Regions from separate parts of the Mus musculus genome. Here all the other regions are linked to region 3. Evidence: chromatin loops called from intact Hi-C (ENCODE). Cell type or tissue: left cerebral cortex. All regions are shown on one strand. Links, peaks and the distances in the headings refer to the core of each region. The heading gives the core; the rest is flanking DNA. Region 1 has its middle 22 kb from the start of Foxj2. Region 2 has its middle 33 kb from the start of Foxj2. Region 3 has its middle 38 kb from the start of Nanog. Region 4 has its middle 13 kb from the start of Nanog.

Region 1 (5,581 bases), core at 183-5,182, 130 kb after region 3:
GAGAGGGGGCTGCAAGCTTGCCAAGAGGAGGCCAAGGAAGCTCCCTGAGGTAGGTTAAGCAACTGCTGGCAGGGGTTGGGGTGAGGGTAGAGGGTGGTGAGCTGAGTGAGGGACCTGCCTGCAAGTTGTGGAGGGAACTCCAACGATGAATCTCACCCACCCCTATGAGCTTCTTTTGATGACGAAGCTGCTGCCTTTGAGTCACCCGTAGGCAGATAAGTCATTCCCTATCCATATTCTGGTTAAGTTACAGTTGGATCAGATTGAATCAATTCTTTGGTCTGTCATCAGTACCCTACCTGGGGTGAATAAATAGGTGTCCATGTCTACCTAAGAAAAGTCATACAATATATTTAATAGAGGCATAGTAGGAAAAAAAAGATCACTTATCTCACTTCTGTAGTTTATGTACTTATGTGACTGAGATTGGCCCCTATGCAAGGACAACATGCAAATGTGTGAAGAACCAAAATATGATATAAAAAATGATATAAAAATAAAAGGGAGACTTGGAGGGACAGAGAAAGACAAAGGATAAGGGGAGGAGGGAATATTACCAAATGATTTAAGAACAGTACATACACCTATGGAAATACATATATTACAAATAGTATATGCTAGCAATGATACAAAAAGAATGGCTGACTGATTTTCTCAGTTTGAAAAGCACGCCAAAGGAGACAATGTTTCTCTAAGGCCAACCATTAAAGTCAAAACAAGATACAAGGGGAAAAAAATGCTCAGTAGAGTGCCACAAGGCTTCAATGCCAGCACTCAGGAGGCAGAGGCATGGGGATCTCTGCGAGTTTGAGGCCAGCCTGGTTTACAGAGTGAACTCCAGGACAGCCAGGGCTAAGGAGAAAACCCTGTCTACAAACAAACAAACAAACAAACATACCAGCAAATTCCCAGAGAACAGCTTTATGCAAAGTCCTTCCCAGAAATAACCATGTGTTCCCTGCCTTTAGGTAACATGCACCAACCATCAGAGGGTGTCTGCCCTCCCCTAACCCATTCCAAAAGGCTGAGCCTCACGTATTACCTTCCGTGGACATTTTATCACGGTGCTTTGCAAGTAACATGCCTAAGTTGCACACCAGAGAGGCTCCTGAAAGAATGGTGGTGGTTGTACGCATTCATAATTCATAGATTCTCCACTGCTTTTCATATCTATGGCACCATGGTTCTGTTCAAGATTTCCTCATAAACACAGTGTGCAACCCTTAACAAGAGTTACAGATGCTGTTACAGTGCTGAGCTCGAGTATTTTATCATTCTTGTTACTTTGAATAACGCACACTGAAACTACGAAGTGGGCCAGCAAAGTGGCTCAGAAGGTAGAGGGACCTGCCACTACACCAGATGACTCCTCCTCCAGCCTCTGCCCAGGCACCTTGGTACCCAAACATGGGTGTGTACACACACGAACACACACAATAATGTAATTTTTAAAAGTAAAAACACTGTGAATGGCAAATGTAATGGTGGGGTGATTGCCCAGTATTAAGAAGCCCTGTGTTCAGCTGCTAGCACTCCTTCCTATAAGCAGGCCTAGTGGCCTAGGCCTGGATGTGGAGGCTGGAGGACCAGAAAAAGTTCAAGGTCAATCTTGACTGCATAGAAACTTTGGGGCGTATCTTGGACACCCAAGACTCTGCCTTAGATAGACAGACAGACAGACAGACAGAAAGAAAGAAAGAAAGAAAGAAAGAAAGAAAGAAAGGAAGGAAGGAAGGAAGAAAGGCTGGAGATGCTGGCATACACCGTTAATCCCAGCATCTGAGAGGCAGAGGCAGTTGTGGGTTGGAGGCCAGCCTGGTCTATATAGGGAAGTTCTAGGCTAGCCATGGCTACATAGAGAGACCTTGACCCCCAAAATCTCAAAAAAAATGTGGGAACATGTTAAGCCTGTTGACTGAAGCAGTGATGGGCTCTCCTGTCATCATTTATATGTTTTTAATTATCAAGACAAAAGGCGTTCACGAAGGTGGTAAATATGGAGATTATCAACAGTAGCACAACAATTTGATACCAGTCTGACATTAATCTTAATACTCACATTATGTTTGCTGCTCTCCATCTCTCTATTGTAGCAAGACTTGATCCTTCTTCAAATTTCTCTTCAAGGCACAGCTTCCTGTAAATTGCAATTGGTCATTAGTTATTTAGTTATTCATTCTATCTAATTAAGTTTCCTGAAAGAAGAGCTCGTGAGTTATCTCCTAGACAAATGGGCACTGTGACACCGGAGGTGAGTTTTCATACATTCTAATGATACATTAGAATAACTTGGGCTGGAGAGATGGCTCTGTGGGTAAGAACACTGCCTGTTCTTCCAGAGGTTCAATTCCCAGCAACTACATGGTGGCTCACAACCATCTGTAATGGGATCTGGCGCCCTCTTCTGGTGTGTCTGAAGACAGCTACAGTGTACTCATACATAAAATAAATAAATCTTAAAAAAAAAAAAAATTTCTGGGAACCTTGTTCAATCGCCAGAGATTGTGGAGGGGCTAACAAGTGAAGGGTACTGGATGAAGGAAAGAAAAAGATGGTTAAATATGCTAAAAAAAACAAACAAACAAAAAAAACAAAACAAAAAAAACCTCTAGATTTTGAGCCATTACATGTCACCAACTGGCAGTTTCTCCATCTGCAAAATGGACAGGAAGTGAGCTAGGTGACCTTGCTGGCACCAATTCTGCCATTTTCTTCTTTTTTTTATGGTTTATGTTACTTTTTATGTAGATTAGAGTCTTGCCTTTATGTATGCATGTTTACGGTATAGATGCTCAGTGCCCAGGGAGGTCACAAGAAAGTGCAAAGGTGTCAGATCCAGAACCGGAATTACCATGGATGGTTGTGAGCCACCATGGGGTGCTGGGAACTGAACTTAGGTCCTCTGCAAGAGCAGCCAGTGCTCCAACCACTGAGCCGTCTCTCTACCATCACAAATTCTGTAATTTAATACAGCTTATTCATCATGTAAGAATTACAGTATTTGAAGAGTTACAACTGAAGACCTCAGAATACTTAGAGATTTGGCTATGCTTTGATACGACCAATAGTCTGTGATTGGCATCTCTCCCTTGAGAAGCCCATACTCACTCTTAAGTGCATCTTTTTTTCTCTTAACCCTACTGCTTAAAAGTTATATTGAAATCTTTTAAAAATCAAACAAACCCAGCTCTGCTTCAATAGCCTCTTTTCTTGTATAGATGCCTCTACAGTATAGAATAATCCTATAGTATTCTACCACATGGCTGTAATATGTTATTTATCCATTCACTTTTTTTAAAAGATTTATTTATTATATGTAAGTACACTGTAGCTGTCTTCAGACATTCTAGAAGAGGGAGTCAGATATCGTTAAGGATGGTTGTGAGCCACCATGTGGTTGTTGGGATTTGAACTCAGGACCTCTGGAAGAACAAGTCAGTGCTCTTAACCGCTGAGCCATCTTTCCAGCCCCCTCCATTCACTTTTTGTTGATGAACATTTGTGTTGCTTCTAGTTTTCAACGATTGCAAATAAATTTAACTATGAACAACAACAGGTTTAAAGTATCTGAAATAGCCAGTGTCACACTCCTTTAATCCTGCCACTGAGAAGGGTGAGTTCGAGGTCAGCCAGGTCTACATAGAGAATTTCAGGACAGCCAGGACTACACAGTGAGACTCTGTATCTAAAATGACAAAACAGGACATTGGAAAGCATCTGCCTCTTTTCACTCTCACCCTCGTTCAGACCATTTCAGTGAGTAGCAACAGTCAGACATCATGGTTCTGCTTAGGGGGCTGTCAACATCACCATGTCTGCTTTCTCTACCCTCCTTCTCCTGACATGGACAGGTTGCCTTGAAGGCTAGCTGAGATGAAGTAAGTAAAAATACTAGCTTGGGGGGCTGGAGAGATGGCTCAGTGGTTAAGGGCACCAACTGCTCCTCCAGAGGTCCTGAGTTCAAGTCCCAGCAACCACATGGTGGCTCACAACCATCCGTAATGCTCTCTGGTGCATCTGAAGAGAGTAATAGTGGTGCACTTCTATGCATGAAAGAAAGAAAGAAAGAAAGAAAGAAAGAAAGAAAGAAAGAAAGAAAGAAAGAAAGAAAGAGTAGGCTGGAGAGATGGCTCAGCGGGTAAGAACACTGACTACTCTTTTGAAGGTCCTGAGTTCAAATTTCAGCAACCACATGGTGGCTCACAACCATCTGTAATGAGATCTGATGCCCTCTTCTGGAGTGTCTGAAGACAGCTACAGTGTACTTACATATAATAAATAAATCTTTTTTAAAAATTAAAAAAATAAATAATAAATAAATCTTTAAAAATATATACTATCTTGGTTGGAGACTTTGGCCACACCATCTTACCCTCTCATACTTCTTCTTCTTCCTTCCTTTGCTGAACCAGTGTGCATGGCTAGTTAAACAACCTGTCTGGCTTCAGCTTCCCAGGTCCTGGGACTGAGGGCATAGGCTGCCAGTCTGTGACAAAGATCTCTTTGCCTTTTCTAGTCTTTTGATCCCTTCCTCATCTCTTTCTCCTGAGAACTCCCTCTTACCTTCTGTGTCACTCTTATTTTGGAAAAACAAAATAAACACAGAACAGCTCCACGGGGCCCTTCCACTTCAAATAAATATGTTTTTCTTTAAAAGTGAGGTTCTGGGGCTGGAGAGATGGCTCAGTGGTTAAGAGCACTGACTGCTCTTCCGGAGGTCCTGTGTTCAAATCCCAGCAACCACATGGTGGCTCACAACCATCTATAACAAAACCTGATTCCTTCTTCTGGTGTCTGAAGACAGCTACAGTGTACTTACATACAATAAATCTTTTTTTAAAAAAAAAAGTGAGGTTCTGGCACTGGCAAGATAGTTCAGCGGGTGAGGTTGCTTGCTGCTAAGCCTAACAACCTGAATTCGATCTCTGGAACCCAACAAATCCTACAAATTACAGGGAGACCACACACACACACACACACACACACACACACACACACACACACACACACACACGGGTGGGGGTGGGTAATATAGCTGAGCAGGGGAACACTAACCTAGCATGTGGTCAGTCCCCAGTAGTCGTGAAAAAAAAAAAAAAAAAAAAAAAAAAACTAAAGTGATTAACTCACAGAATAGCTCTTTATGCTTATGTATTAAACCGGGAGAAACTAAGACCATTTTGCCCAGTAGCCTTTCATCCTTTCTCAAACACTTAGGGAGTAAGTCACTTACTGAATTACCCACAAATTTGCTAAGAAAAAAAATATCCCTCTGGCTTAAGACCCTAGCAGACATCTTTCATGGCTAACACAATTCCTTCCTCTCCGCGGACCAGTTCCCTCTGTTTGGATTCACTCTGGGTTCACTCTCAGTAGTTCCTCTCAGACAAACCACTTTCTCTACCCCGCACTTGGCAGAACACACAGTTCTGTCCTGATTCCTTCACCCGTTACATTTCCCTTGAGAAGATGTACAGGCCTGTAATTTTAGGTGCTCTGGAGGCTTATGTAAGAGGATCTACAGTTCCAGTCCAGTCGGAGTTACCCGGGGTAGTTCAAGGCCGGAGAGAGCCCCTGTCTC
Region 2 (5,581 bases), core at 259-5,258, 120 kb after region 3:
ATCACCACCTGTGTGACATCACCACCTGTGTGACATCACCACCTGTGAGACATCACCACCTGTGTGACATCACCACCTGTGAGATATGCAATCCAGATGTGGCGAATCAGACTCTTGACAGGGTAAGGCCAAGACACCTGCAACAAGTCTTACAAGCGACTCTCACGCATGCTAAAGCTTTAGGAAGATCACCTGGCAGAGAGGTTCCTGTCTGGGTCAAACTTAAGATGGTTGAGGACTGGAGAGATGGGTCAGGAGTTAAAGGTACTCGCTGTGGAAGCATGCCAACCTGAATTTGATTCCCAGAACCCACATGAAGTTGGGAGTGGAGAACAGATTCCATAAAGCCGTCCTCTAACCACCACAGGTGCCTGGGGCCTGTACACACAGATACATATACGCAATATAAACAAACTAACAGTCAAAGTAAGATGGTTAGCATGGAAACATATGTTAACATGGGTATTTGAGATAAAAATGGAAGTCAGCTTTTCTCAGAAGTTTAATTTGGCTAAAAGGCTTGCCCAGGAACAAAGGCTTTGTGTTTGTTTATAGCTTTGTAAACTGGAATGTACCATCTCTAGTTCAGGTTGGTTTTTTGTTTTTTTGTTTTGTTTTTTTTTCTTTTTCAAGACAGGGTTTCTCTGTGTAGCCCTGGCTGTCCTGGAACTCACTCTGTAGACCAAGCTGGCCTGGAACTCAGAAACCGGCCTGCCTCTGCCTCCCAAGAGCAGGGATTAAAGGCGTGCGCCACCACTGCCCAACTTATTCCAAGGTTTTAAATCTCTAAATCCTCTACAATGGCTTTTAAGTATAACAGTTTAGTTTGGAAAGTTTTAATCCTAGGCTTTGAAGCTTCTTTGCACAAGAGGTCTTCCTAGACCACCCCGCCCCCAACTACTCAGAGAAGCACCTTTTCCTACTTTGCATGAAGGCACTGCACCCCCTTCTGGCCTTGGGGGCAACATGCATGGATGTGGTACAGAGACATCCACACAGTCAAAATATCCATACATTTAAACATAAAGGAAACAGATGCTAAGTTTAAAATGTGTGTGTGTGTGTGTGTGTGTGTGTGTGTGTGTGTGTGTGTGTGTGTGGTGGCAGGTGGTGGTGGTAGCAGTTCTAGAAAACTAAGAGAACTGAGAGCAGAAGTCTCCCATCTCAAAGATCGCCTCTTCCTCCTTTGTCTTCAGTAACGCCCAGTAGGTGCTCCCCATCTGCACTGCAACCTGCAAGTCTCTCGCTTTCTTTCCATTTGGGGCCTCCTTTTTAGCTTTTTTTTTCTAAACACACATAATGCATCCAAACAATTTATTTAAGCATCTGTTGCGGTTTGGATATGAAGTGCCTCCCCCCTCTTCCTCCCCACACCCAAGGCTCACGTGGTAAAAGGTTTGGTTGAGAGTTAAAAGGCCTTCTGGGAAGAACCATGCAGGACCTGACTAATCCACAGCTCAGTGGATTCATAGCTCGATAGTGATATGGATCACGTGGGGTGGGGCCCAGCCGCAGGCATTCCTTAGAAGAATATCTAATCCCTGGATCTGTCTTCTCTCTGCACCACTCTACCATGAGAGGAGCTGCCTCTCGCCACCTTAGGCTTCCGGCTAGCCACCTCATCGAGCCTTGGCCTCCAGACAATGGAACCAAGTGATAATGGACTGAAATCCTGGAACTGTGAGAGAAGAAATCCCTCCCTGCTTAAGTTTTCTCAGATACTTTGCAATGACAAAGGAGTGGCTAAATCCTGCATGTGTGGTGTGAGCTCAGCCTCAACCCCTGGCTCCGCTCTGAGAGATATTGTGTTTAACAATCTCGGAAGGGTGAACCTCCTACTGAGTCGTTTGCTGGCCCTCATCTGCAAGCCACCGAGTCAGCAGAACCATCCAAGAGATCCTCCCTTAGTGATTTTGTCATGGGCACCTGACCTCAGAGGCGCCTGCGCTCTGAGATCCTTCTCCTTCCCGCCTCTGGTCTGGTCTATGTTGAAGTCAATCAGGTGAACCTAATTTTCAGTGACCCACCACCTCTGGTTTCCTTGTCTTTAAGCCCCCAACTCAACACACAAGTGTCAGAGGCCAAAGACCTCCGCTTTCTAATGTTAAAGCCCACGCCCTTCCCATAACCCTCCTTCCTCCGCTCCCAGGCCACTATCTCTCCTTCCATTCCTTTTATCATCCGTTCCCTAAATAGCCTCAAATGGCTTCTCGGCTTCCCAGGGTTTGTCTTCTAGGCCTAATTAAAAACAGTTCACAAGGCACCTGCCTCACCTCTCTTAGTTGAATGCCTGGCTAAAAAAGCAGTAAGAACTTGGAACTACAGGGATCTACACTGCCACCTGGTGCCAACTGTCAAAATAGGTTGGCATCCTAGCAACAGACCCTGGAGGCAGATACACCAACGCACTGGTCGTGGGCAGAATAGGAGCGCTCTTTCTTCAAACCAGTATTTTCTCTGCCTGCAATTATCTTATCTTAACAAGATTTTATTTTATTTTTACCTACCAGAATTCTTTAATTTCTTCCTTTCACTGGGGACTGAATCTAGAGACTCGTCCGTGCTAAGCAAGGGCTTAGCATACATCCCCAGATCTCCCACTCTTTTTTCTCTCTGCTAAATCTCCAAGATCTCTTTTTCCTTTTGACTAAACTAACCTATTATTTTATTGAAAATAATAAAATAGAAGCAAAAGAAATGATCTATCTTCAGTAATAAATCTAATTCCTGTTCTATGTACACTCTCAGTTTCTTGTCAAACAGATACAGGGTCAGCTACTCCAGCTAAGCCACGCCTTTTCTAGATAGCCGGACCTCTTTCTTATTTTTTCACCCAACAATCCTGTCTGGAAAGTGACTCCTTTCTGGAATACAAAGTTACTTTTCTAATGAGTTCATATTCTAAGTCCTCATATTCTAAGTCCGTCTCATTTGAGAGCTACGGAACTCAGGAGAGTGGACATTTGTGTGGTAGTGAGAGCTGGACAGGGATTGTACAGCCTGTGAGATCAAGTGGGGTGCTGAGCGTTATGACGCATTAAAGAATCCCTAAGCCGGGTGTGGTGGCACACGCCTTTAATCCCAGCACTCGGGAGGCAGAGGCAGGTGGATTTCAGAGTTCGAGGCCAGCCTGGTCTATAGAGTGAGTTCCAAGACAGCCAGGGCTACACAGAGAAACTCTGTCTTGAAAACAACAACAACAAACCCCCCCCAAAAACAAAAACAACAACAAAAAATCCCTAAAATACACAGTTCCTTCCTGAGGATCAAAGCAAGAATTCTCCTTCTCCTCTGACCCTCTCTCTGTTCCTTTTTATTTGTCTAATTAGTTTTCAGTGCCAGGAATGGAGCTTAAGCTTTCCAGGAGCTGGACAATTGCTCCACCACCAAGGCTTTGAAGAACGGCTCCATTTCCCTCAGTCAGCCTCTGTCACGGTCACCGACACACTCCATCTTGACAGGGTCACCAACACACTCCACCTTAACAGACCCAATCATGGTTAACAGACCCAATCATGGCCACTCACAACACATTTCTCTGCTTAGCTGTGTTTTGCTTTGTTTTGTGACAGGGTCTGAAGTAGCCCAGGCTAGCCTCATATTTGCTGTATAGCTAAGGATGACCTTGAACTTCGGATCTTTCTGCCTCCACCTTTCCAAGTGCTGGGATTACTGGTGTGCTACTGTTGCGCCACAAAGCATTTGTGAACCCCAAAAGACCACCAAGGTGCTATTTCCGATATAATCACATTAAGGTCTCTATATTACCAACTCAAGTTTGGACTTACTCACCACTGGCCCACAGGATGGTTTTTGGTGAGGCAGCTCCAAACTCTCACCGAGACAAGATTTTACAGAAGATGGAAGTAAATGAGGGCCTAGCTTGGCAATCATCTAACTGCACAACTATTGTAAACCGACAGGTGGGTGCTCTGAAGCAAGACCGTATACAATCACAAACCTGTCTGTAAGCACATCTGAAACAATCAGACTAATTTTTGATTAATTGCTGCTAGGAAGTAGCTAGGGAGTAACTCCGGCCAAGGACAAGCTTCGGGGTCCTTCCTGGTACGTGGGTGCAGCTAAGGGCCAAGATCTCAGGCTTTTTTCCCCTGTATTACAATGGAGGCTCGTTCCAAGATGGAGTAGGTTTGGCCACTCACTACCACCGTTGGTTTCTGTGGTGCTGGAAATAAAAGATAGGACTATCACCTGGGTTACACGTCCCGCTCTCTGATTTGTTTGTTTATTGTTGTTTGTTTGAGACAGGGTTTCTCTGTGTAGCCTTCCTTGGCTGTCCTGGAAATCGCTCTGTAGACCAGGCTGTCCTTGAACTCAAAGAAATCTGCACATCTCTGCCTCCTGAGTGCTGGGATGAAGGAAGGCAAGTGCCACCACGCTCAGCTCTGATTAGTTTTTAAGCTACATCTTCCCAGCCTTCCTTAGCTCCACACACACATTTAACCTACCAGGAAGCCAGGAAGGCCTTTTAATTTCTCTGCTTGGATTTTATTTTGGGGTGTGGGGACAAGGTGTCATAGTAGCCCAAGATAACCTGGAACTTACTCTGCACCCCAGGCTGGCTTCAAATGCATGGTGATCCTTCTGCCTCTGCCTCCTGTGTACTGAGATCGCAGGCGTTGCGTCCGGGTTCACTTGGCTTTAGAGCCATCACCCTAGGTTTCTACACCGTCTTACTGTGGTTTCTCAGCATTGCTAAATACTAGCAGTCCTCAAAACTCAGTACTCAAACCTTTCTCTTCTGTCCCAGCTCCCTGGAGTTCCCAATAGGGATCTCAGATTTGGGCCTTACACTTGGGTTGTTGGCCTGGGTGTCTATCAGGAGTCAGATGGGAAAGTGCTCTGGGACCCTGCCCTGTTGTACTCTATCTGGTCCTTTCTCCAATTTTCCCACTAGGGATGGTTGCCCCCAATAGAGGAATCAGTCTATCTTCTGGATAACCTTTGCACCTCTGGACAGTTCATTAGCCTCTTTTTTTTTAAAAAAACATTTATTTATTTATTTAATGTAAGTACACGGTAGCTGCCCTCAGATACTCCAGAAGAGGGCATCAGATTTCGTTACGGATGGTTGCGAGCCACCATGTGGTTGCTGGGATTTGAACTCGGGACCTTCGGAAGAGCAGTCGGCGCTCTTAACCACTGAGCCATCTCGCCAGCCCCAGAACTAGAAATGTGTAGCGTTTGTTTGTTTGTTTGTTTGTTTTTGTTTTTTGTTTTTCGAGACAGGGTTTCTCTGTATAGCCCAGGCTGTCCTGGAACTCACTTTGTAGACCAGGCTGGCCTTGAACTCAGAAATCCACCTGCCTCTGCCTCCCAGGATTAAAGGCGTGTACCACCACGCCCATTCCTGTGGGATCTTACCACTTCCGATAGTCCAGTCACTCTGGCACAAGTCACTTTCACGATAACCCGTGGTTCCTAGAATAGAACTCTTCTCTGTCTCCTTGTTTGCCTTCACATGATCTAATCTCTAGACAACAGCCAGAGTGACCCCTTAGAAACATGCATGTGACCTCATTTTTCCCATTGTCAACACTCCTCCATGGACTATCATATT
Region 3 (5,581 bases), core at 358-5,357:
ACACACCACCACCACCACCAACAACAACAACAACAACAACAACAACTGCACATATGCCAAGGCAAGTCCTATTCAATACTCCATTTCTCTCCCATGAGTCCCCTAACACCCCTCTGGCCTAGCCCATTGGATCTCTCCCTCCCCCTCCCCCTCCCCCTCCTCCCCCTCCTCCTCTCCCTCCCCCTCCCTCTCTCCCTCTCCCTTTCATTCCTCTGCTCTGTGTTATGCTGTGAGTTATGAAGCTGTGCAGTTCACTATATGATGCAGTAGCACTGAAAGAAATAACCAGGGAATACAACTAACCAAAAGAGCAGACGGAGCTCAGGGTGGTGTTGTGACCCCTCGATCCCAGCACGGGGGATGTGGAAGCCAATCTGGTTTGCAGAGTGAGTTCCAAGCCAGGCTGGGCTACATAGTTAGATCCCCCCCCCTCCCCGCAGACAGGTAGCAGATCTGTACAAAATGGGGGAATTGTATATAAACTGCCTCACTAAAGGTGACTTCTATGTCTCACATGACTTCTGGACTTTCAGTGATCAGCTGACCAATATGGTTTCTTTTATCTGTAAGTCAGCCTTCTGTTAGATTATGCCCTCGCTAGCAATGCTCTGAATGTTCTCCATAGAAGGGGATACCATCTGATGTGGGCCTGCATTCCAGAGGCTTTCCACGGAGATCTCTGGCCAGGACTGGTGCTTGGGTTCTGGCGAAGTGAAGCGAGTGCGACTCTGAGCCGCTTTGCACTGAGTCGGGTCGGAGTGGAATCCCCGGGGTTCCAGACCTTTGCTCGACTGAAGCTGTCTGTGCGCAGCCCACTACCCCACAATCTGAGATGCTCTTTCCAGCCCACACAGTTCTCAGATGACTTCCCCGTGAACCCTGTGAACTATGGTATTGCTCTGTGAGAACGCAACAGAACGCCAGCTGCAAGCCAAGCCTTATAACAGGAAATCCCCATGCGTGTACCCTGTGATGGAGCCTTTGGCTGTTAACCCATCCCAAGTGCTTGTCCAGTTCCTCCACATGGGCTGAACATTCAAATGACCTCTCCCCTCCTGATCCCACAAGAGCCGGAAGGCAGAGCACCTAAAAACATGCTTGCCCTTCACCCGCAGCCCATAGGTGCCGGAAGAGAAAAAGGCAGCTGCCGGTGTGCAACCTTTGCCAGCATCACACGGAAGTGGCTCCCAAACAAAGAACAAGCAAGTCCGCTGAGCCCACAACTGTGGGTGCCCCTGAAGAAGACCATCACGCCCACCTCCGCTGCCCGTAATTGCTTCCACAGGAGTTCAAGTGTTTGCTTATGCACGTGTCAGGATGCCTGTTGAACTCCTGGAAGCACTCAGGACCTCTTGGAGTACAGCAGAACTAGGTACTTGGTAGAAGAGGATGAGGGGGATGCCTATGGCAGCCTATGGTTGCCTATAGCAACAGCGGTTCCAGCTGGAGCTAGATGGATGCTAACAGAGCTGGCTAGCCTCCTGCCTCTTTCCTTCACCACACTACCCAAACAAAAGCCAGGACAAGAAGAGATATCTGTGGCCTTCCACTGCAGCAGAACACATTCCAAGTCCCTAGTGCCTGTCAGTATTAAGGTGAGGCCTCAACCTCAGTCTGCTACCAAGATGAGCAGCAGAGGCTAAACTGCTTTCTCTGCTTAGGATCATTCAAGGAGGCTGACATAGCTGAAGAAAACACAACTTTATGCTGTGGGCCACTCCATACTCAGTCTCCAACCATCAGCTACATCCACTGCTTTGGTTTCTACCCTGGAAACAGGACTCTGGTGAACTTTGGGAGCTCATACAAGACTATTAGGTCAAAGGTTTAAACCAATAGAAGGTCTTTATTAACCTCAGGCTACTACACTGGGTGTCCAAGACCCCACTGTATCCCCAAGTCTCTCTCAGGATGCGCTTTTAAGCTCTAAACCATGTTCTGGGTTGACATACTTCAGTTAGCCAAAAGCAGAACTACAGAAGCCAAAAGAAACAGAGTTAATAAATTTAGAGACATTCCCAGAACTATAGACTTTGATGGTGAGGTCTTTGTTTTAGTTTTGGTGGGTGGTACTGTCAACATGCTGAGTCTTATGGCCTGAATGGCACTTCCTTCATGGCGTCAGTTGTGCTAAGGTCTGGAGGCCTGTTACACATAGCCTCACTGCGTTACCAGTTCACCGTCTCTGCTTTGTGCTTGCAGTTGAAGATGTGAGCTCTCAGCTTCCTGCCCAGGCCGCCATACCTGCAGCTTGCTGCCGTGCTCCCTTGACACAATGGGTTCTGTGCCTCTGGTTCTACCATTCTGTTCATAGGTAGCTTTTGGTCGTGGTATTTTATCAGGACAACAAGAAAGCAGCAAATAGAGTAGGTTTAAGGCAGGAGGTGAGAGCTGATGGGGGGGGGGCGGGGGCGGGGGGGGTCTGGGTCAAAGTAGGAATGGATCAGGGTAGATGTGTAAGAACTGGGGAAACAGGGTTTGCTCTGGCCCAGGGGTTCAGGTGAGTGGGACCCCAGTCTGGAGAATGGGTGCCACTCGCATACTCCCATTGCCATGATACTCTGCCTCAGCTCAGGTCCAGTGTAATGGTTCAGCCAGCCCTGCATCTGAAACCATAAGCCAAGTAACTCCTCTTTCCAATCATTTTTCTTGAGCACTTGTCACCGGGACAAGCTGGCTCATTGACTCGGATTTTACATTGTTGAAATCTTTTCAGTTGTGTGTGGGGTAGGCCATGTGTGCCTTGGTGCACATGTGCAGGTCAGAACAACTTGGGTGAGAGTCTGCTTCCTTTTTCTGCTCTGTATGGGTTGTAGGGATAGAATTCAAGTTTCGCATTTGAATTCTATGGTTTAGCACTTAAACATCAAAACCTTTCCCAGAACGTCACACTTCAATGCCATTGAGGAAGGTGTCTGTAACGCTGTGTGTGTGTTGTTAGTTAAACACATCATAAGATGAAGGAAAGCTGGGAGTGTCCTTAACACAGCAGCGAGCAGCAAAAGCTACTTTCTCCTCAAGCCTGGAGGAGTCTGGTCCGACAGTCCACCAACAGGGGGCGTTATTTCCCAGCCCTCGTGAAGCGTTGAACTGTCCTGGTGAGAAGGGTGATGTGCAGTTCCTTGTCTCAGCAGCAGATGGAGCCATAGGGACGAGAACAAGTTCCTAGGTGAAGGAAGGAGTGGGGGGAGACGAAGCGGAAGAAGCTGAAGTGCATCTTGGTCGGTCAAATTTTTCTTATTGATGAAAAAGATGATTAAAGGACACTGTGAATTTGAGACTATTCTGAACTACGTAGCAAGTTCCAGGACAGCCAGTGTTACAAATCAAGACCCGATTTTGGAAGAAGATGGGGGCTGGGGAAGGCGCCATGTTCCCCCCCCCACCCCCCACCCCCAGCTCCCATCTCATCTGTTGCTACATTTACTAGACTGCCAAGAATTTTCTCTCTCAGAAATTAAAAAAATAGTAAAGAAATAAAGAAAAAAGCCAGGCATGATGGTTCACTCTCATAATCCCATAATTCCATTACGTAAGAGAATCTCTCTACCAACCTGAGCTACAGAATGACTCCCGCTAACCCCCCTCCCCGCCCGCAAGCCCGAGCTAGTGTGAAACCCTGCCACAGGGGGGTGGGGGTGGGGCATACATATGCAATTTAAAAACAAACATACAAACAAACAAAAAACAGCTTTCCGGTTTTTTGCCACGCGCAACCTCACATTTATTTATCTCTTCTAACCCTAGTACCAGAGAAGCCGTTTCGGTGGTCAATCAGGATAAAGGAACATTGTGGGAATCAGAGTGACAAACAGGCCTAGCTGAGAAAGTACCATTCAACCCTAGGATCAGTGGCTGGCAGCCAGGCCAGTTTCCCTGGGCACATTCTGCCTTTGTTGATAGAGGCGAGGGGCTTCTGTGTGGCCTGTGAGGGTAAAGCTGACGGAGGGAGCACCGGAAACCTCCTACAACCTGAGCTAAGCACTACAACCTGAGCTAAGCACGGTGGGCTGGAGCGTGGTTCGGGGCACTCAAAGTTGCTCCTGCAGGGGACACGGCAGCTCACAACCTCTGTAACTCAGTCCCAGAGGATCCAGCGTCCTCTTCCAGCCTCAGCCATCACTAGGCATGCACAGGGTGCTCACACATAACATGCTGACAAAGCACCATTACACATAAAATAACAAAACATACTTAGAAAGTCATTTTAAAGAAACCGTTTTAAAGGTGTTTGTTTGTTTGTTTTTGTTTTGACGCAAGGCCTCACTCACTTTATAGCCCAAACTGAACTGCCTTGAACTCCAAATGTAACCCAGGATAGCCCCTCTGTCTGTCTCTATTCCCTAAGACACAATTTTTTGAGAGTCTACAATAAATATTGAAACTGCATGACTTAAGTGTTCCGAGAGTTTAATATTTTTCTATCTTTTGATGGACTAGGTTGATCTTAGTTCTTTGCTATAGTGAATAAAGTTCAATAAACAGGCGTACAAATATCTCTATGGCAGGGCACCGAGTTCTCTGGATATATGCCCGGGAAGGAAATAATTGGATCATGTGTAGTTCTATTTTTATTTTTTTGAGAAGTCTCCAAATCAATTTCCCAATATCTGTATTCATATTTATTTATCTATTTATTTATTTATTTATTTGAGACACAGTCTCTCTACAGTTCTGACTGTAGACCAGGCTGATCTCACAGATATCCACCTGCCTTTGCCTCCCAAATGCTGAGATTAAAGGCATGTACCACCACCCCCGCTTAGCTCTTTCTTTTTGCATGTCTCCAATGGGTTTTTGTTTTTTGTTGTTTTTTTTTTTTTTGTCAGATTTGTTGATGAGAGCCATTCTGAGGGGGGGTGAGGAGGTATCTTAAAATACTTTTAATCTGACTATCGATATTGAAGACTTTTTTTTTTTAAATAGTTTCATTCCCTTGGTATTTAATTTCTGCAATCCTTCATACATTTTGGCTATCAGCCCCTTGTCTGAAGTGCCGCTGGTAGATTTCGTCCCATTCTGTGGGCTGCCTGTTAATTCTGCTGATGGCTTCCTTTGCTATACAGAAACGTACATGTCCATGTAGTCCCATGTTGACACTGTCTGTTTGTAAGGCTGGAGCAGAACTTGCTTTGATCTGCCTTTGCCTGTAACGCCTGAGGTACCAGGGGTGTATGACTACACAGGCTCGGGCCTTTCTAATTGGGGCATTAACCCCAGTTGTGAGAATGGAGCCCACATGACTTCAACCCCTCCTAAGGACACTCGCGACACCGTCGCCTCCAAGGGGGAGGGTTTCATCAGATGAGTTTTGAGAACGATCAGATATTCCAACCATGACAAGTGTCATGGAGGCTGAACAAGAAAACCTGAAATCTTAGTATTTGTGAGGATGAAGCAGGATGAACCCAAGTTCAAATCTAGCCTAGGCAACTTAGTTGAAAGCCTGTTTAAAAAAAAAAAAAAGCAAAGAGGTGGGGAGTGCTGGTGTACCATTTAACCCCAGCACTTAGGAGGCAGAGGCAAGTGTTTCTCTGTGAGTTCAAGACCAGCTTGAACTACATAGAGAGTTCAGGTTTTG
Region 4 (5,581 bases), core at 249-5,248, 51 kb after region 3:
CTGGGGCTTAGGGGGAGATAGTAACAGAGTAAAAGAGTGATTCTCTCTCTCTCTCTTTCACAATTTATTTATTTATTAAAGATTTTATTTATTTATTATATGTAAGTACACTGTAGCTGTCTTCAGATCTCATTACAGGTGGTTGTGAGCCCCCATGTGGTTTCTGGGAATTGAACTCAGGACCTTAGGAAAAGCAGTCAGTGCTCTTAACCACTGAGCCATCTCCTGATTGTCTCTTTTAATTTTGTGTAATATTTTATAGCTTTTGTTGCTTTAAGCTGAGAAAAACAGAAAAGGAAGGAAGAAAGAAAGAAAGAAAGAAAGAAAGAAAGAAAGAAAGAAAGAAAGAAAGAAAGAAAGACCTTAATCTTTGGACAGGCATCGTAGCAGCATCTGTAGTCCCAGTAGTCCCAGCGCTAAGGAGACAGAAGCAGGTAAGCAAATGCCAGTGAGTTCAAGGCCTACCTGCTCTGTATAGTGAATTTCAGGCTAACCAAGGCTGCATGGTGAGATACTGCCTCAAAAACAACAACAATAAAACCCAAGACTGGGCCCACAAGATGCCTCAGTGGGTAGAAGGGCTTGCCACAAGCCTAGCTTGTTGGCTTGCATCCAATCTCTTGGGTCCACAAGATGGACAGAGAGGAAACACTCCACAGACCTGCCCTCTGACCTCTGCACACAGGCCATAGCATACACCTCTCCCTGACTTCCCAAAGTAAATAAATGCAATCACAGGCTGGAGAGATGGCTCAGCAGATAAGAGCACTAACTGCTCTTCTGAAGGTCCTGAGTTCAAATTCCAGCAACTACATGGTGGCTCACAACCATCCGTAATGAGATCTGATGCCCTCTTCTGGGGTGTCTGAAGACAGTTACAGTGTACTTACATATAATAATAAATAAATCTTTACAAAAAAATGTAATCACTAACAGAAACTCCTCAAATACAGCAACCATCATTAATCAATGTCCTGATTAGCTACCTGGATTTCCTCTTTTCTCCTTGTTATTTTCGTTGCTTTTGTCTCTCCTGGACCTCATTGTGTAGACTAGGCTGGCCTTAAACTCACAGAGATATGCCAGCCTCTGCCTGTCTAGTGCTGGGATTAAAGGCCTATTCCAAGGCCACCTAAAGTGTCTGTTAAATCAACCATGGATAGATTAAGAGAAGTATGATTGAGTCTAACGTTTAGTTTTTCTCTCTCTCTTTTTTTTTTTTTTTTTAGGATTTGCCTAAATAAATTAATTTAATTAAAGTAAACAAACTCCCCACAAAACTGGCTGAGCTTAGGCTGGGCCTGGTGCACATTTTCATGGGAACAAAATAATGAATGATTAAATTCTTGGACTTTAGATACTGTCTTGCTTTTTAAAAAATATTTACATCATCATTATTATTATCATTACTGTGTGTGTATATGTGAATGCCATCTGTATAGAGGCAACATCAGATCTCTGGAGCTGGATTTGTAAGTGTTTGTGAGCCAATGGACTTGGGTGCTGAGAACTGAACTTGGACCCCTCTACAAGAATCCTCTTGGACTCTGTAGACCAGGCTGCCCTCGAACTCACAGAGATCTTCCTGCCTCTGCTTCCTGAGTGCTAAGATTAGAGGCTTACACTATGAAACCTGGTTGACCTGGGGTCTTTGTAAGCCCACACTCATTCTCAGTGGGCGTGGGCATCACTCTCTCCTGAGCAAATCTGTCCCTTAACCCACAGGCTTTATGCTTATGTTAAAATATCTTAGATGTTGGGTGGTGTTGGCTCATGCCTTTAATCCCAGTACTTGGGAGATAGACATAGGCTTGAGGCCAGCCTGTTCTACAAAGTGAGTTCCAGGACAGCCAGGGTTACACAGAGAAACCCTGTCTTGAAAACCAAACCAAACCAAACCAACCAACCAACCAAACAAACAAACAAAAATTTATTTCTGGGCATGTGGTGACACATGCTTTTAAACCCAGCACTTATAGGAACCTGAGGCAGGAGAATCTCAGGCCATACAGGCCTCCATAGTGAGACCTTGTCTTAAAACAAAATAAACAACAACAAGATATTATCATTAAATGCCGATGTACTTCAAAGAGAAAAGTAATGGGGCCTCATTATATTCCCTTGGTTGGTCCTTTATGTCTGAGCTCAAGGGAGCCTTCTGGCTCAGTCCTTCCAGTAGCCAAGACTACAGGTGTTAGCCACTGTCCTTGGCTTACATGAACAGTTTTAAAGGTGAAATTAACTTAAGTTCCTATTGCACAATTGGGTCTGGAACCCAGGGCCCCACATATGCTCTCTCGCCCCTGAAACTATACCTCCAATCCTGAAATCTGGATCCTAAACCAGACTAGACTGTCTGGCTTTGGGCAGAGCCACAGAAGGAATCTTAAACTTACTGGAGGATAGCAGCTCCCCCTACCGGTCCCCTGTGGCATTGGACTCACCAGTCTCTAAATTGTCTTCCAGTTTAACTTCATGGCTGATAAGAGGAGGAGAGATACCCACAAATTCCTCAACTACATGTGGTTTCAGGTGGCAATCAGTGACAAGGGTGGGCTAGGAAGACATACTTGGTGAACTAAAGGGTCTTCTCAAGACTCAGATAGAGCTCAAAGAGGAGAAAGGGATGAAAAGCTTAACAGAAAAAGAATCACAGCTGGGCGTGGTGGCGCACGCCTTTAATCCCAGCACTCAGGAGGTAGAGGCAGGTTCTGAGTTCGAGGCCAGCCTGGTTTACAAAATGAGTCCCAGGACAGGCAGAGCTATACAGAGAAACCCTGTCTCAAAAATAAAAGAATCAGGGGCTGGCGAGATGGCTCAGAGGGTAAGAGCACTGACTGCTCCTCCAAAGGTCCTGAGTTCAAATCCCAGCAACCACATGGTGGCTTACAACCATCTGTAATGAGATCTGACGCCCTCTTCTGGTGTGTCTGAAGCCAGCTACAGTGTACTTACATATAATAATAAATAAATCTTTAAAAAAAATCAGCGTGACTCTAACTAAGGAAGTGAAAGATCTGTATGATAAAATCTCTGAAGAAAGAAATTAAAGAAGATCTCAGAAGATGGAAAGATCTCCCATGCTCATAGATTGGCAGGATCAACATTGTAAAAATGGCTATCTTGCCAAAAGCAATCTACAGATTCAATGCAATCCCCATCAAAATTCCAAATCAATTCTTCAACGATTAGAAGGAGCAATTTGCAAATTCATCTGGAATAACAAAAAACCTAGGATAGCAAAAACTCTTCTCAAGGATAAAAGAACCTCTGGTGGAATCACCATGTCTGACCTAAAGCTTTACTAAAGAGCAATTGTGATAAAAACTGCATGGTACTGGTATAGAGACAGACAAGTAGACCAATGGAATAGAATTGAAGACCCAGAAATGAACCCACACACCTATGGTCACTTGATCTTCGACAAGGGAGCTAAAACCATCCAGTGGAAGAAAGACAGCATTTTCTTTTTTTTTTTTTTTTTGGTCTTTCTTTTTTTTTTTTTTTTTTTTTTTAAACAACATTTTTTTTAGATTTATTTATTTATTATAAGTAAGTACACTGTAGCTGTCTTCAGACACTCCAGAAGAGGGCGTCAGATCTCGTTACGGATGGTTGTGAGCCACCATGTGGTTGCTGGGATTTGAACTTCGGACCTTCGGAAGAGCAGTCGGGTGCTCTTACCCACTGAGCCATCTCACCAGCCCAGAAAGACAGCATTTTCAACAATTGGTGCTGGCACAACTGGTTGTTATCATGTAGAAGAATGCGAATCGATCCATACTTATCTCTTTGTACTAAGGTCAAATCTAAGTGGATCAAGGAACTTCACATAAAACCAGAGACACTGAAACTTATAGAGGAGAAAGTGGGGAAAAGCCTTGAAGATATGGGCACAGGGGAAAAATTCCTGAACAGAACAGCAATGGCTTGTGCTGTAAGATCGAGAATTGACAAATGGGACCTAATGAAACTCCAAAGTTTCTGCAAGGCAAAAGACACCGTCATTAAGACAAAAAGACCACCAACAGATTGGGAAAGGATCTTTACCTATCCTAAATCAGATAGGGGACTAATATCCAACATATATAAAGAACTCAAGAAGGTGGACTTCAGAAAATCAAATAACCCCATTAAAAAATGGGGCTCAGAACTGAACAAAGAATTCTCACCTGAGGAATACCGAATGGCAGAGAAGCACCTGAAAAAATGTTCAACATCCTTAATCATCAGGGAAATGCAAATCAAAACAACCCTGAGATTCCACCTCACACCAGTCAGAATGGCTAAGATCAAAAATTCAGGTGACAGCAGATGCTGGCGTGGATGTGGAGAAAGAGGAACACTCCTCCATTGTTGGTGGGATTGCAGGCTTGTACAACCACTCTGGAAATCAGTCTGGCGGTTCCTCAGAAAATTGGACATATTACTACCGGAGGATCCAGCAATACCTCTCCTGGGCATATATCCAGAAGATGCCCCAACTGGTAAGAAGGACACATGCTCCACTATGTTCATAGCAGCCTTATTTATAATAGCCAGAAGCTGGAAAGAACTCAGATGCCCCTCAACAGAGGAATGGATACAGAAAATGTGGTACATCTACACAATGGAGTACTACTCAGCTATTAAAAAGAATGAATTTATGAAATTCCTAGCCAAATGGATGGACCTGGAGGGCATCATCCTCAGTGAGGTAACACACTCACAAAGGAACTCACACAATATGTACTCACTGATAAGTGGATATTAGCCCAAAACCTAGGATACCCAAGATATAAGATACAATTTCCTAAACACATGAAACTCAAGAAAAATGAAAACTGAAGTGTGGACACTATGCCCCTCCTTAGAAGTGGGAACAAAACACCCTTGGAAGGAGTTACAGAGACAAAGTTTGGAGCTGAGATGAAAGGATGGTCCATGTAGAGACTGCCATATCCAAGGATCCACCCCATAATCAGCATCCAAACGCTGACACCATTGCATACACTAGCAAGATTTTATCGAAAGGACCCAGATGTAGCTGTCTCTTGTGAGACTATGCCGGGGCCTAGCAAACACAGAAGTGTATGCTCACAATCAGCTAATGGATGGATCACAGGGCTCCCAATGGAGGAGCTAGAGAAAGTACCCAAGGAGCTAAAGGGATCTGCAACCCTATAGGTGGATCAACATTATGAACTAACCAGTACCCCGGAGCTCTTGACTCTAGCTGCATATGTATCAAAAGATGGCCTAGTCGGCCATCACTGGAAAGAGAGGCCCATTGGACTTGCAAACTTTATATGCCCCAGTACAGGGGAACGCCAGGGCCAAAAAGGGGGAGTGGGTGGGTAGGGGAAGGGGGGTGGGTGGGTATGGGGGACTTTTGGTATAGCATTGGAAATGTAAATGAGCTAAATACCTAATAAAAAATGGAGAAGGAAAAAAAAATCAGTCCTTAAATAAAAAAATCATTTTTATTTTCTGTGTATGAGTATTTTGCCTGCATGCCAGCATGTATGTATGTGTGTATGTATGTATGTATACATATATGTATATGTGTAAAATACATATGTGTGTATATATATGTTATATA

What was found. A loop is a pair of places that touch in the nucleus more often than their neighbours do. Peaks named below come from ENCODE experiments on the same cell type or tissue, not always from the same donor. Only the 100,000 strongest peaks of a DNase experiment are listed, where the experiment ranks them.
Region 1: it touches region 3 in a loop (3-fold over the local background); 29 of 42 quality-filtered maps call a loop at or near these places.
Region 2: it touches region 3 in a loop (5-fold over the local background); 30 of 42 quality-filtered maps call a loop at or near these places.
Region 4: it touches region 3 in a loop (8-fold over the local background); 28 of 42 quality-filtered maps call a loop at or near these places.

Annotation. Positions count from the first base shown.
Region 1 is chr6:122,795,743-122,801,323 of GRCm38, forward strand. It overlaps a transcript of Slc2a3 not described here. Among named protein-coding and RNA genes, the nearest start is that of Foxj2, 22 kb to the right of the region's middle. In left cerebral cortex, for the core only: a CTCF peak has its summit at 2,411 (motif pointing left); no DNase peak of the experiment used is centred there; H3K4me3 peaks cover 47 bases; H3K27ac peaks cover 242 bases.
Region 2 is chr6:122,784,133-122,789,713 of GRCm38, forward strand. It overlaps a transcript of Slc2a3 not described here. Among named protein-coding and RNA genes, the nearest start is that of Foxj2, 33 kb to the right of the region's middle. In left cerebral cortex, for the core only: CTCF peaks have their summits at 955 (motif pointing left) and 2,346 (motif pointing left); DNase peaks (open chromatin) are centred at 974 and 2,367; H3K27ac peaks cover 555 bases.
Region 3 is chr6:122,666,496-122,672,076 of GRCm38, forward strand. No RefSeq gene overlaps it. Among named protein-coding and RNA genes, the nearest start is that of Nanog, 38 kb to the right of the region's middle. In left cerebral cortex, for the core only: a CTCF peak has its summit at 3,105 (motif pointing right); DNase peaks (open chromatin) are centred at 1,466, 3,117 and 3,551; H3K4me3 peaks cover 778 bases; H3K27ac peaks cover 823 bases.
Region 4 is chr6:122,717,750-122,723,330 of GRCm38, forward strand. No RefSeq gene overlaps it. Among named protein-coding and RNA genes, the nearest start is that of Nanog, 13 kb to the left of the region's middle. In left cerebral cortex, for the core only: a CTCF peak has its summit at 2,425 (motif pointing left); a DNase peak (open chromatin) is centred at 2,411.